Regions from separate parts of the Homo sapiens genome. Here all the other regions are linked to region 3. A link is a contact called in ENCODE Hi-C or POLR2A ChIA-PET data. All regions are on one chromosome and are shown on one strand. Each heading gives the region's core, a stretch centred on a gene start or an enhancer-like site at or near the end of the contact. The rest is flanking DNA. Distances are from core to core; before and after follow the strand shown. Region 1 holds the start of DLST (dihydrolipoamide S-succinyltransferase). Region 2 has its middle 20 kb from the start of FOS. Region 3 holds the start of MIDEAS (mitotic deacetylase associated SANT domain protein). Region 4 holds the start of BATF (basic leucine zipper ATF-like transcription factor).

Region 1 (3,508 bases), core at 56-2,555, 1.1 Mb before region 3:
CGGCTTCACGCCATTCTCGTGCCTCAGCCTCCCGAGGAGCTGGGACTACAGGCGCCTGCCACCACGCCCGGCTAATTTTTTGTATTTTTTAGTAGAGATGGGGTTTCACCGTGTTAACCAGGATGGTCTCGATCTCCTGACCTCGTGATCCGCCCGCCTCAGCCTCCCAGAGTGCTGGGATTACAGGCGTCAGCCACCGCGCCCGGCCATGGCCATAACTTTTAAGTCACCTCCTCAAAAAGGGCTCTTCTGTCCACCCTCGTTTCCTTCTCAGCAGTTACAAAAATTTGCCTTTGTTGGCTTGTTTAGCAACTGACACTATCCAACTAGCCTAGGAGCTCCACGAGGGCAAGAACTGTACACTTCTGTATCCACTCCTGTATCCCTAGCGTCTAGCACAGTGCCTAACACAGTAGAAACTCAACTACGAGCTAAATGAATAAGCGATAGCTCGTGATTATGTAGCATTGCGTCTCACTACTCTCTGAACCAAACTGTCTTTAAATATTATGAGAAACACAGGCACCCCCGAGTTCCTCACATACTGCTCTGCCCAGGAGGAGAGCATTTTAGGTGACGGTAAGGGCAGAACTTACCAGGCAGGGAACGTCTCCCTAGAGGGCAGTTCCCCTGTTGAGAAAGAAGACATTATCGACGTCACCCAAGATGAAAAAAAAACCCAGCTTTTTCTTTTAAGTACACGCTCAAAGCTGTCCCAGTGGTGGTGACAGGTGAATCTCGTAACTCCGAAGGTAAATGCAACACACCGTGCTGGCAGACCCAATCAACACGCTGGGCCTGCCAAACTATCTCAACTTCCCAACGGGACTCATTAATACCCACTGATTTTAACAGAGCAAGACGAGACGGGCGCCGAATCCCGCCGGAGGACTCCGCCGCGCCTCCTCCCTAACTCTGAGTCAAGTATCTGGACGGGCGCGGCTCCCCAGCTCCCGCGCGGAGGGTGGGGTACAGCAGGAAACGTTCCCCGCAGGCTGCCTGGAGAAGGCAGGGGGCCGCTGGGCTCCGCAAAACGGTCCCGAGGGCAACCACGGCCCCGGGCCGCCCAGCCCGCGCGGCCTCCGCGTCCCAGTGCCCTTGGTGCCCGGCCCGGCCGGCGCGCCGCGCCCCTGCCTTCCAGGCCGCCTCTCTGCCCGCCAACAGACTCCTCACCCGTCGGGGCCCCGGCTCGGCCAGACCGTACCTTCTGGAAGGCGGAGAGCGAGCGGCTGAACGCCCGAGACACACAGCGGGATCGGGACAGCATCACGGCGGAGGAGCCGAGGGCGGGCGGACACCGGATATAGGGCCGGACAACAACCGGAAGTGGGGCGGGCCGCAGTACCCGCCGCCCGACGAGGGGTGTTCGGAGCGAACCACTGGCAGGGGGTGGGCGCACGGCGGCGCCCAGTATCCCGGCTGCAGCGCAGGAGTCCCGCTCTCTGGAGCAGGCAACCCTAAGGCGCTCTTGGGGCCCTCCGCACTGCCTGTCAGCCTGAGGTGGTTCTCCTGAAGGTGTATACGACTGTCCCGCCACCACATTGCCCCCGGGGTCAGGCCTTCCCCTACCCTTCCACAGAACTGGCTCTGAGCTTGGCGCCCTTCTCTCTTGGGACCCGAGGGCACCGCGCCGTTCCGCCTCTGTACCTTGGGAAGAGAGCAAAAGAGGGGCACGGACATTGAACTGAAACCTTGGCAGACATGCATGCCTGATCTTACACTTGTGTGGCCTGGGGCAGATGACATTGCCCCCCACCCCCAGTCTCAGGTCCCTTAACTATTAAAAAAAAAAAAAAAGGCACTTGTTACTTCCCTGTCTTCCTAACCCCGAGTCAAAGAAACAGAATCCCAGGAATTTCTAAATCCCATTGCCTTTTTACGAGTCGGATATCTTCACCAACTATAGCCTTATTTCTCAACAGCTTCTGATCTCCCCCCAACGCAAATTCCAGCCAAACTAATTGTTCCCCATACATCTTGTGCATTTTGGAAGTTGTTCGTTTGTCACCCTATCCCTAGAATATAAACTCCCAGCTGTTTTTTTAAGAAACAAGGTCATAGTTCACTGGAGCCTCGACACTCTGGGCTCAAGCGATCCCTCTGCCTCAGCCTCTGGAGTAGCTGGGACTACAGGTGCCACCATGCCAGGCTGACCTCCCCACTTTGAGTGTGCCATTCTTCCCGCTGACTTGAAGTGAAAGCATATAGCATCCCCTTCCCCTCCTTAAGTATTCAGGCCCCTTGAGTATTCACCTTTAAGGCTCACCTTCCTAATGAAAAAGATGTGCTTTAAACCTCTGGCTGAATTAGTAACACATAAATGTATGAATGAATGAATGAACCACTTGGTGCCGTTCATGATGATTTCTTTATCTGAGGCATTTTGCCTGGCCCTCAGGACCTTTATTTTTTATTTTTCTAATTAATTTATGTTTTAATATAAATTGAGACGGGGTCTCACTATGTTGCCCAGGCTGGCCTCAAATTCCATCAGGACCTTTACAGTGCCTTCACTCACCTGAACCCTGAAAGCACTGCCACTGAAATTCTGGAAGGATGGGCCAAAGTCCTAACTAGAAATAGAGAAAACAGCTCTGCCCTGCTGCTACCCACAATTAACTCCTCAGTAGCTTTCACCTGAATTATTTGAAAAGCTCCCTAAGCAGTTCTAAGCCTCCGCTCTCGCTTTCTCTAGCCCATCATCCTTTATATCTGTGTCAAAGATCCTTCTGAGCCTGGTGTGGTAGCTCACGCCTGTAATCCCATCACTTTGGGAGGATGAGGTGGGTGGATCACTTGAGATCAGGAGTTCAAGACCAGCCTGGCCAACATGGTGAAACCCCATCTCTACTAAAAATACAGAAATTAGCTGGGTGTGGTAGTGAATGCCTGTAATCCCAGCTACTCGGGAGGCTGAGGCAAGAGAATTGCTTGAACCCAGGAGATGGAGGTTGCAGTGAGCCAAGATTGCACCACTGCACTCCAGCCTGAGCAACAGAGTGAGACTTCGTCTCAAAAAAAAAAAAAAAAAGAAAGTAAAGAAAAAAAAGAAATCCTTCTGAAATGCAAACCTAATCCTGTCACTCCTCTGATTAAAGTCTTTCATTGCTTCTCCTGGTCGGATAAAGCAAGGGAGATAAAGTTTATCTCCCTTGTAGGATAAAGTACAAACTCCTCAACTTGGCCAGGCACCTGATAATCAGGCCTCTGATTATGTTCTGATTCTCTCCCCACATTCTCACAGATTGTGAGCTTTAGTCAAACCACACTACTGGCCATAGCCTTGCTGAGCTATTTGCATGGGCTGTTTCCTCCTCCTATTTGCCTAGGAACTCCTAGTCATCCTTTAAATCTCCTTCTTAATCCCTTCCTAACCCCTCTGGCAGAGTTAACAGATACATTTTCTATGCTTCCAAAGCACTGTGTCTGGGTTTCTACATTGCATTTTATTGTAATGTCCTGTTTACCTGTCTGTCTCCCATGCTGCATAGAGCAGCAGGTGGAAAGA
Region 2 (3,169 bases), core at 133-2,632, 1.5 Mb before region 3:
GTCGGAGGGGAGGACAGATAGCAAGCATATCCACCAGAGGAGATAGAGGAAAGGAGGTAGTGGGCTAAGATTAGAGCATAGAGGACAGAGATTCCCCTTATCAACCCCAATCTATGAAACTAATTTTACTTTCTTGTTTTTAACTTGACGTTTGTATCAGTCTCTCTCTTTCTCTCTGGGTTTTAGAAACATGTTATCAGGTCATCTAAACCTTTTATGAAACATTTCAGACTTGTACGTGCATGAGCTGGTGAAGATTTATTATATTTGACACCATAACTACAGATTTTAAGGCATTCTTTTAAGCGCAACTTGACTGAAACCCCTGAGGCTAGATCGCTATCTTTTGCCAGATGTTAACTTGGTTTCACTGATGGAAACCCAGGGTAAGGTTAAAACTGTTTCTGGACACATTCGTACCTTGGAATGTTTAACTCCATCAGTATATTAGTATTAGATATCAAGAAACCTGGGCTCTTGATCTGTGTTCATCTCTGTCTTCAATTTCTTTCTGTTTCTATTGGAGAAATCAAATGGTCCCCCCGATTTGAATTAAAACAGGCGGAGAGGAAAGAATAAGATCCAATGAGCCCATAAATAGAAGTACCCACCCAGGTCCTTTGGGATTCTTTGGTATCTATTCAGGTTACAAGAAATCTGCCCATCTCTGGGTGGGAATACGGATAAATGATGTCATTCAACAGAATTAGGACCAGACGGGGAAATGTATCCAAATCCTGCAGGGGGTAGCACTGAATGCAGGCTTTAGATATGGAAAGGCCTCCGAGTGCTCTCAAGCATAAACAAGAGTAACCGTGAAGGCAACACAGTTTCTGGGATGTGACTGAGAGGGTAACGGCACTTCTGAGATGTGCTGGGGGGTGGGAGCAGGGGTTATAACACCAAATATTGGGTTGTGACAGACGCCGGGCATGAGGGCCATAATTCCCACAATGGACTAGAGCACAGTGGAACTATGTCATCTGCTGGGCTGTAATCGGTAGGAGCAAGCTGCACGTTCAGCACGTTTTCTCCTGGATCCCATCCTTGGCGACCGATCTAGACCTCAGCCTCCAGGATCTGTTAGAGAAATAAACAAGTGGGAGACAACAACCAAAACAGCAACACAGTCGAGCGGGCGCGGGAGACGAAGCTCCGCCTTTGGAAGCCTCGGGCCAATCAGAAGCCTGTTGCTGGGGCCCGGTGTTTGGCCGCCTGACGTTCCCATGGAGACGGAAGAACGTTACACACCAAACACTGGCGACGTTGACGTCTATGCATTATATCCATGGAGACGACAGAGTAAACGTCATCCCCCCACACTTCCCCGCCTCCCTTAGCGCCAGGGGCTGAGGGAGCGACGCAGGCGTCGCCGTCACGTGCTGGACGCCAGGAGCGAAGCCCGGTGGGCGGGGCCTGTTGCTATGACTGCAGCTGCGGCTGTTTGGAGCTGCAATTAGAAAGTGCTGAGGTGGCAGTGGAGCCAGAACCGATTCTGGAACAGCTTCTCCCGCCCCCGGGCCAGAGAGGGTTCCCCAGCCCCTGGAAAGCCAGGACACCCCCTAGGCTGTCCCAGCACGCCTCAGCCTCAGGTCCTGAGCCAACATCTCTCTGCGCTGCCTGTGAATCCAGACTGTGACTCCAGACTGAGGGCCAAACCGAGACCACTCCCTCCACCGTCAGTTGGCCATAATTGTCAGGGTGACCTCCCCGACCGACCGTCTCCACCGACCGTCTCCTCCAGACAGCAGCCCACAGAACAGCCACCGACCAAACTGCCTTGCCCATGAGACAGGAGCAAAACCAGCTTAGAAAACTTTCCCACTGTTGGAGTAAAACCCAGAATTCTCCCAGAAAGGAGAAGCATAAGGAACTTTGAATTTATCTTTTATACTTTAAAAGCAGCAGAACTTGAGACATTCATTCCTCGGAGCTTTGTTGAAGAATTGAGGAAGGGGTGCTTAATAATCCCATTCAAGAATAGTTCCTCTGGAAGGGAGAGAAAACTCAGAAATCCCTGAGTACTGTGATACTCCAAAATGGGAAGGCCTGGAAAAACCTAGGTCATTAAAAACTGAAGCTTAAATTTCTACATTGCTTAATTTTGTCTCAACTGCACAAGCCAACAGAGTGTGAGAAATCTCTCTGCGTGCCAGCCTCCCTTTTCGTCACACAACTCTGGAAACAGTTATAGGAAGATTGCAGCAACAAATTGTAAACAAAACCAGGTCAAGAAACAGAGGAGAGGGCCAGGCAGGGTGGCTCAGGCCTATAATCCCAGCACTTTGGGCAGCTGAGGCAGGTGGATCACCTGAAGTCAGGAGTTCAAGACCAGCCTGGGCAACATGGCGAAACCTCCTCTCTAATTAAAAAATAAAAAATAAAAATAAAAATTAGCCAGGCTTGGTGGCGGGCGCCTGTAATCCCAGCTACTCGGGAGGGTGAGGCAGGAGGATCGCTTGAAACCAGGAGGCGGAGGTTGCAGTGAGTCAAGATCGCGCCACTGCACACTCCAGCCTGGGCGACAGAGCGAGACTCTGTCTCAAAAAAAAAGAAGAAAGAAACAGGAGTGAAAAGTTGAGATGACCATGTGAAGCCAGCCAACCTGAACAAAATGTAACTTTTGAATGATAAGGCACAGCTGAGCGGCCCAGACTTTGAATTTTCTCCAAATATCATGATCTTCCATCCTGGCTGAATTTAAATGGTGTCTTTTGTATTTGGGGGAAAGCAGAGGGGATATTATTTGCTGGAATTAAAAGCAAGCCATTTGGGTGAGCACATAGTCTGTTGCAGATGGTGGAGGCATAAAGAGGGATTTCATGTAAATGAATGGCATTCGGAGTTGGCCTGGGCTTTCTGCATTCCTCCACCAACACATATCCAATCCCATTGTCTATCTCTGAGAAATCAGCACCTCAGGGTCCCTTCCCTGTTACTCCATAGTAGCCCTCCCTGGGCCCCCATTCAGATATTTTGCCACCTGTCCACAGAGCATATCCGTTGCCTTTCAACATTCCCTTGCTCCATCCTCTGACCTACCTATTACTCACTTCCCCGACATCCTTCCCTAAACACTTCTTGACTCCCTTCCCACTCAATTGCCACTCCCCAGGATTTTACCCAGTTGATCATTGCTCCCCAAACCCTTGCCCCATCCACTCATCCC
Region 3 (3,306 bases), core at 693-3,192:
CAGTCAGGTTTTCTGGTTGGTTGGGAACATCCCTGGGCTGGTCTGCACAAGCTCTTAGGGGCTCACTCTGGGCTGGCCTAAGGCCAACTGCAGGGGCTGGGCTCTCAGGGGAGGTGAGGATGGCCACAGGTCTGCAGAGGAACTTGGCAGCAGTGGGCACTGGAGACCAAATGGCTTTGCTTTTGCTTCCCTCACTTGGATGTGTTGTCAGTGGGAGGGAAGAAATCAGGCAAATGAAAAAAGTAAAAAGGCTCTACCCTGATCCTTTGCCAGGAGCCCTGAGAGTCTGGCCTCTGCTTGGGGGTCTGCAGGCCTGAGCACTGCAGTTCCTCAATTGCTCACTGCCTTCCTCTGGGGGAGGAGCAGAGAGGTCACAGATGCTTGGCTTGCCCTGTGACCTGGTGCAATTCACTTAACCTCTCTGAACCTCAGTACATCCACAGATTGAGAGAGATAAAACTCACATGCAGGGCTCTTCAGGAGACTGTATGGAGAAGTGCTCTGAGAGCTGCCAGGAACAATACTGTCATCACAGATGCTAAATCGGGGAGCCCGGGCTTTTTTTTGTAGAAGGTGGTTTCCCTAGCTCCTCTATTCACTTACTGTAATCACAGAATCATGGATCTTGAACTGGAAGGGATCTCAAGAGGTCCTCTGGTCCAGTCCTGTGGCATAATTACCTGTATTTTGTAGATAAGATTGTTTTAAGTGTTCCTTATTTTGACATATCTATCATAACATGGTGCAAATAAGCCCTTCTCCTCTTGGGGAGGTGTGACTTCCAGGTGTACATGTACGCAGGTGCTCCAGCCAGCAAAGAGGTGGAAGAGGACAGGAAAGCCATGCCCCCTTAGAAGCAAGTGCAGGTTTGGCAGGATTTCTGGGCAGAAGATCCAAGTTTTGCCTGTGTCCTCCACACCCCACCCTGGCCCTGTAGGCCCAGTGAGTGTGTGAGAATCATATTCTGCTGCCCCTCCCTCCTCTTCTCCCTGAGAAAGTGAGGGATGCACCTGGTTCTCAGGTCTGGCCACAGTGTTTTGAAAAGTGGCTGCCAGGACACATGGTATTCTTCGGTGGTTTTTCTTTCAAAGGAAAATCTCCTTGTGACCCATCTCCTTGAAAAACAGCCACCGCCACCACCGCCGCCGCCACCACCACCACTGCACCACCACCAAAAAACTTGGAAGGAAGAATAGGACACACTCCCCTGAACTTTCCCCTGGCCCTAGAGCCCCATTGAATGTGGGGGCCAGAACCAACCTCTTGAGCTGCAAAAATGTTTTCCATCTTCCCACCAGTCAGGCAAGGAGGCATCAAGGCCTGGACCTGAGAATTGATCAGGGGGATATTTAGGGAAGACAGGGGAAAATGTGAGTATGGAGTGAAAAGCCGCTCAACTCTGGCCTGAGTTGCTAGATTTAAATCCAGGAGATTTTCCTCACCTAAGCGATGGAGATGGTGGGTCCTTTCTAGGGACTGAGGCCAGTTTCTCAATAACCTTTACACGCACCAGGACGCTTTTGAGCCAGAAAGTGAAACTCGGAGAGTCTGTTAATAAAATGCCATGGAGAGGATTGTGCATGATTTACCGTATCCAAAACCAGAGAGAGTTTCTTTGTGGAAGAAAGCGACTTGTGCCTTCCCCAGCATCACACACACACTTTCCTGGCAGGCTCAATGGGTTTCCAAACATTTCGTCACCGTCTCCTCCTGACCTTGGTGTGAAAGGAACTAGCAGCGTGGCCCGCCAGCAAAGCCATCGGGGGCGCCAGCCTGGGCGGGGGATGGGGACGGCGACCGACTCGTGAGTGGAGGTGAGGTCTGCTGGAAATCCCCAGCCCCGGCCGCCGCCTGAGGTTTAAGGACGCCTTCCCCGGCCTTATTTGGTCGCAGGAAGTGGGCGGCGCCGGGCCTGCTGGCTGAGGCCGCCCCGAGACAGTTGTGCTGATGAAGTGGTAGAGCTGGTTCCTGCTCGCCGCGGTGCCGCGCGCGCCGGCCGGCCGCTGGGCGCTCCGCGCTCCCAGCCTCGAGTTGTGCAATCCTTTGTAGCACGCCAGAGTCCTCCTCCTCCGCTGTTGCCTCTCGCCCTCTCTCTTTTTTTTTTTTTCAAGCTGTGAGCTCAACCGATGAGTCAGAGCCGTGCAATCCTGACACTGCATCGCAGGACTGGGGGTGACACGGAGGGAGGCAGAGCGCTCGCGAGGCGGACGGCACGGGTGCGGGGCGCGCCGAGGCTCCTGCATCGCAAGCGGGGGGTGACAGCCCGCGCGTCCCGCCCGGGCCCTGCCAGCAAACTTCTCAGCCTCGGGAGGCGCGGGCTGGCGGAAGCCCCGCGAGCGCCGCGGGGAGGCGACGGCGCCTGTTTGTTTTTAAAATCGGGAGTGCGTGCAGGCGGCTGGAGTCCCGGAGGCGACCGAAGGCGGCGACCCGCGGCGGAAGGGGGACAGCCGAGCCCGGAGCCCGGAGCCCGGGCAAGAGCTGGGTAAGTGGGGCTGCCTGGCCGGCGGCCGAGGCCTGCACGCGGCGGGGCCGGCGAGGGGACCCCAGGCGGCGCGCGAGCTGTGGCTGCTCGCACGGCGGGTTGCAGCTCTGCAGGCGCGGCCCGGAGAGGGGGCCGCGGGGGCCGCTGCGCTCGAACTTCTGCGGCCTGGGCGGCGGTGGAGCGGGCGCGTGTGGCCGTGCGGGGGCCGCCTGCAGCCCGCCGCCCCCTCCCCCGCGGTCCGCGCCCTCGGCCCGCAGCTGCGTGTGCAGCGCAGCCCCGCGGTGTTTGTGCAGCTACGCAGCTTGCGCGCGGCCCCCGCCCACCCGGGCGCGGCCCCGCCAGGAAAGCCCTCCCCACCCGGCGGCCCGCGGCGGCTCGGGAATCCGGCTGCTCCTCCTCCGCTGGAGAGAAACGTGGTGTCCGTGGGGACCGGCTGACGTGACGGAGCCCAGGCCCGGAAGGCGCGGCGAGGGGCTAGCCAGCTGAGGGAACTTGGCGCGGGAGCCCCTTCCCCTGCCAGCGTGCACGGGAAAGTGGGCCTGGACGCGGCGTCCACGCCAGGAGTTTGGGGGACAGAGGTGCAGGGGCGTTGGGGAACTGGGGCAAATGCAGTCAGCAGAGGCCTAGGCTGGAGCGCTTCGCGCGGGCGGGCGCACCTCAGACCTGTCATCCTCCCGCGCGCCCCCGCACGCCCGCGCCGCCGCAGCCCTCCCAGCCCGCGCGGTGCCTCGCGGGGAGCTGTGTTCCCTGGTGCCTGGCGGCAGCGCCGAAACCCGGGATTCGGCCGGGCCCTGCATATGGCCGGCTTGGTGGAGCTGGTCACG
Region 4 (3,126 bases), core at 50-2,549, 1.8 Mb before region 3:
ATTTATATACTTTTATTTTGGCTGCAGCATTTTGAAAACCCTTGTGGATATCTGTGCTAAGGAAAGAATGAAGTTTTTAAACTATGAAGGTTGAGAAAATTTTAACCCACGGATACATGTCGGATGAGAAAGAGGAGGGCTTCCTACAGCAAGGGATGTCAAGAGTGTGGTGCAGAACAAAACCCTAGAAGCTGTGAGATGGGCAGGGCACTCCTTTTTTGGTAATCCTCAAGCTAAAACCTTTGGACTTGGAAGTCACAATCTAGACTCCAAATGCTCCCACAATCCCTATCTCAGTCTCTCTGGTTTCCCCAGAGCTAAGATGAACTACCAGCAAATGTCTTCCAACAAATTTCCAGAGCCACCTCCTCATTCATTTCCTTGCTCCTATCCAGAAGCCACAAGCAAAGAGATATTGGCTGGACCTCTAGCATCTCCCCTTGCTGGCTGTGCTAGCAACAGAGGCAGTGCCCCAGTAGAGAGATCCTTCTATGCTAGCCTGGGTTTCTCCTCCTCCTCCTCCTTCTTCCTCTTCTTCTTCTTCTTTTTTTTTTTTTTTAACTTTTCCCTAACCCCTTTTCTCCCCTTCCCTATTGGCTGTCTCCTGGGAAACTGCATATCTAGGATTTGAGCTGTGCATGCCAGCGGCCCACTTGAAAACTCCTCTCACTTTTCTACAGCCTTGGAGAACAGTAGACTCTTTTCTCTGCATTCTTTGATGTTCATCCTCCTCTTTGCTTCCTAGAAAGCTTTTTAGGGTGGCAACCCCAGTGAGGCAGAGGTGATAGGCAGCCTTGGAAAATGGAGAGAAAAAGGGGCTTTGGCAGAATGGGTGGAAGGATGAGGATCTCTGCCAATATGCACAGCTTAGTAGCAAATTCCATGTCCTAAGTCTAACAGAGTGCCCGTGCAACGAGCCACTTCCTCCATCCTCAGCTCCCTGGGCAGGACAAGGAAGCCTGGCTCTCTTTCCATCCCCCAGGAGAATCAGAAGGTAGGAGAGAGAAAAAGGAGGACTCTACCTGTTTGCCAGGGGGAGGAGAGCGGCTGAAGCTGGAGTCACTGCTGTCGGAGCTGTGAGGCATGGCTGAAATCTTCCGGGCTCTCACACTCAGCCCCAGGCACCTCTGGGCTCTCTTGTCACCAGCTGGGCTCCCTTCCTGACTTCTCCTGGGCCACCAGCCCACCACCCCCTACAGGTGCCTCCTCTGCCTGCCCTGTAGCCACCTCTGACCCCTGCGTCCTCCTCACTCTGGGGTGCAGAGGGACTGCTCCCCAAAGGGACATGTCGCTCGCTTTGGGGCTTGCACGCTCTCTCTCTCTCTTGTGGTTTCTGGTAACTCACGCTGGAAGTCACATGGGCGGAAACTTCAGCGAGTTAGAAGTTAGAGAGAAAAATACATATCTGGGAAAAGACCTACAGAATTATGTGAAAGAAAAAAAAATACAGATACCTTCCGACAGTTTGAAAGACACAGCAGCCCTCTTCAATTGATGAAGATAAAAGAGAAAAACAGCCCAGGCAGGGAAAAACCCCAGCCAGAATTAGCAAGTCCGTCTTCTGTCAACATGGGCAGAGAGGAGAGGACAACCAGGAAAATGTTTCCATTGTCATACGACTTGATTTTTAAACCAAAATAAAGCAAAAACACTGGGATTTCTTTCTGGTTTTCAGCCGAAAGCAGCTGCTCACCCATCTTGTCTTTCCTCACCCCTTAAGTCCAGCCAGCCTCGGGGTGGTCTGGAGATAAGACGATCCAAGGGTATTCTCCTTTCCTGACCATCAAACACAAGGGCTGTGGGAGATCAGAAAGCCACAAGGGAGGTTCTAGAATTGCTGCTCTGAAAGCCTATTAAGCGCCTGTGCTGCTTGGCAGGGAGCTCACACTCTTTAGAGAAAAGATGCCTTCCATATTGAGCAGCTCAAGACAGGCCCTGAATCTTTATGATTCAAGGTCACCTGGTCAGAACCCAGAATGCAGAAACAGTTAAAAAAAAAAAAGAAAGAAAGAAAGAAAGAAAAAGTGAAACAAATACTACACTTGGAGTCAGACCAACCAAGATTTAAATTCTGGTTCTACCACTTTGTATGTCTGTGGCCCTGGGTAGCTCACTTGAGCTATGTGACCTTCATTATCTTCATCTGTAAACAGAGGATGATAAAACCTGCCCTGCCTACCTCTTAGGAATGTGGCACAAAGCAAATGACAACGCGGATTAGAATGCCCCGCAGACTCTGAAGTAAATGACCGAGAGGGTAAGTGTAGGGTATTCCCAGCCTTGCCATGAGCGCATTTGTAGGGTTCTCAGTGATCAATTCAACCCTCACCTGGGCATCGTGGCTTTTTCAAAAGGCCTTACCTTATTCCCAGTATGGCTCGAAGCCAAACATTTGCCTTATTAAATTTTAGGATTGACAGGAAGTTACGGCTCCTAGAGGATTTTTGTATCCATGAGCTGAATTTCTAGACTAAGACAATATTGCCCTAAGGTTAAATTAAGTAAGACAAAATTCCTTTCCTATGGAGGAAAATAAAGCAGGGTTGGAGGTTAGGGAATTCTGGGTGGTCAGAAGGGCCTTGCCCAAAGAGGGGATACCTGAGCAGAGATTCGAAGAAAGAGAGGGAGTGAATGGTGAGTGTCTCAGGGAAGGACATTCCAGGACCTGAGGTGGAAGTGTGCTTGAGTATTGGAAAAAGAGCAGGGGGGCCAGGTAGTTGGATATCAGAGGCAGCAAAAGTGGCAGGCGATGAGGTCAGTGAGGTAATGGCCCGGTCAGGGAGGGCCTTAGAGGCCAACATCAGGATTTTAGCTTTCATTCTGAAAGACACAGTGAGCCCATGGAGGGTTTCCCCTTCCACCTTCATTCTTATCCTCTACCTCAGCTACTATTCATTTCTCCCATAGCAGTTACCCAATTTTATACTTATTTTATTCGTTTACTGATTTATCTTTTTCCTGTTTCCCTCAATAGAATGTTAAAACCATTTACACCTTTATTAATATATTCAACAAACGTTCATGGTGCATCTACCATGTGCCAGGCACTAAGTACTGAGGATACAGTTAGTAAAAAGAAGCTTGACTTTTTGTCTAAATGAGATAGTCTATCAGTGTTCGCTGCCC

What was found. A loop is a pair of places that touch in the nucleus more often than their neighbours do. ChIA-PET counts read pairs that join two places held with the same protein, here RNA polymerase II (POLR2A). Pooled maps may share reads with other maps.
Region 1: a loop to region 3 is called in a map with no recorded cell type, with 4 times the contacts of the local background. The contact joins the promoter of DLST here to the promoter of MIDEAS in region 3. A Hi-C loop is called at or near these places in 1 of 37 single-sample maps with no recorded cell type and 2 of 50 pooled maps. POLR2A ChIA-PET finds 5 or more read pairs at or near these places in 1 of 52 experiments (naive thymus-derived CD8-positive, alpha-beta T cell).
Region 2: a loop to region 3 is called in a pooled map, with 4 times the contacts of the local background. The contact joins the enhancer-like site here to the promoter of MIDEAS in region 3. A Hi-C loop is called at or near these places in 1 of 168 maps with a recorded cell type or tissue (naive thymus-derived CD4-positive, alpha-beta T cell), 3 of 37 single-sample maps with no recorded cell type and 4 of 50 pooled maps. POLR2A ChIA-PET finds 5 or more read pairs at or near these places in 1 of 52 experiments (activated CD4-positive, alpha-beta T cell).
Region 4: a loop to region 3 is called in a pooled map, with 7 times the contacts of the local background. The contact joins the promoter of BATF here to the promoter of MIDEAS in region 3. A Hi-C loop is called at or near these places in 1 of 37 single-sample maps with no recorded cell type and 6 of 50 pooled maps. POLR2A ChIA-PET finds 5 or more read pairs at or near these places in 2 of 52 experiments (T-cell and naive thymus-derived CD4-positive, alpha-beta T cell).

What each region holds. Positions count from the first base shown.
Region 1 is chr14:74,879,713-74,883,220 of GRCh38, reverse strand. DLST (dihydrolipoamide S-succinyltransferase) reads right to left here and starts at 1,305. Exons shown (of 15, transcript NM_001933.5): 1 at 1,205-1,305; 2 at 597-630. The coding sequence starts at 1,267. RefSeq lists silencers at 961-1,290, 1,147-1,373.
Region 2 is chr14:75,257,289-75,260,457 of GRCh38, reverse strand. No RefSeq gene overlaps it. Among named protein-coding and RNA genes, the nearest start is that of FOS, 20 kb to the left of the region's middle. RefSeq lists enhancers at 897-1,156, 1,337-2,315, 163-2,737, 3,015-3,169. Within about 2 kb of position 1,382, at least 37 of the 41 ENCODE cell types and tissues checked have a DNase peak (open chromatin) inside an H3K27ac peak, as active enhancers do.
Region 3 is chr14:73,758,939-73,762,244 of GRCh38, reverse strand. It overlaps MIDEAS (mitotic deacetylase associated SANT domain protein), which reads left to right and starts at 1,942. Exons shown (of 13, transcript NM_001367710.1): 1 at 1,942-2,482. RefSeq lists enhancers at 1-96, 97-619, 1,535-1,864 and silencers at 2,285-2,524, 2,655-2,804, 3,165-3,274.
Region 4 is chr14:75,520,642-75,523,767 of GRCh38, reverse strand. It overlaps BATF (basic leucine zipper ATF-like transcription factor), which reads right to left and starts at 1,299. Exons shown (of 3, transcript NM_006399.5): 1 at 1,023-1,299. The coding sequence starts at 1,085. RefSeq lists an enhancer at 1,002-1,331.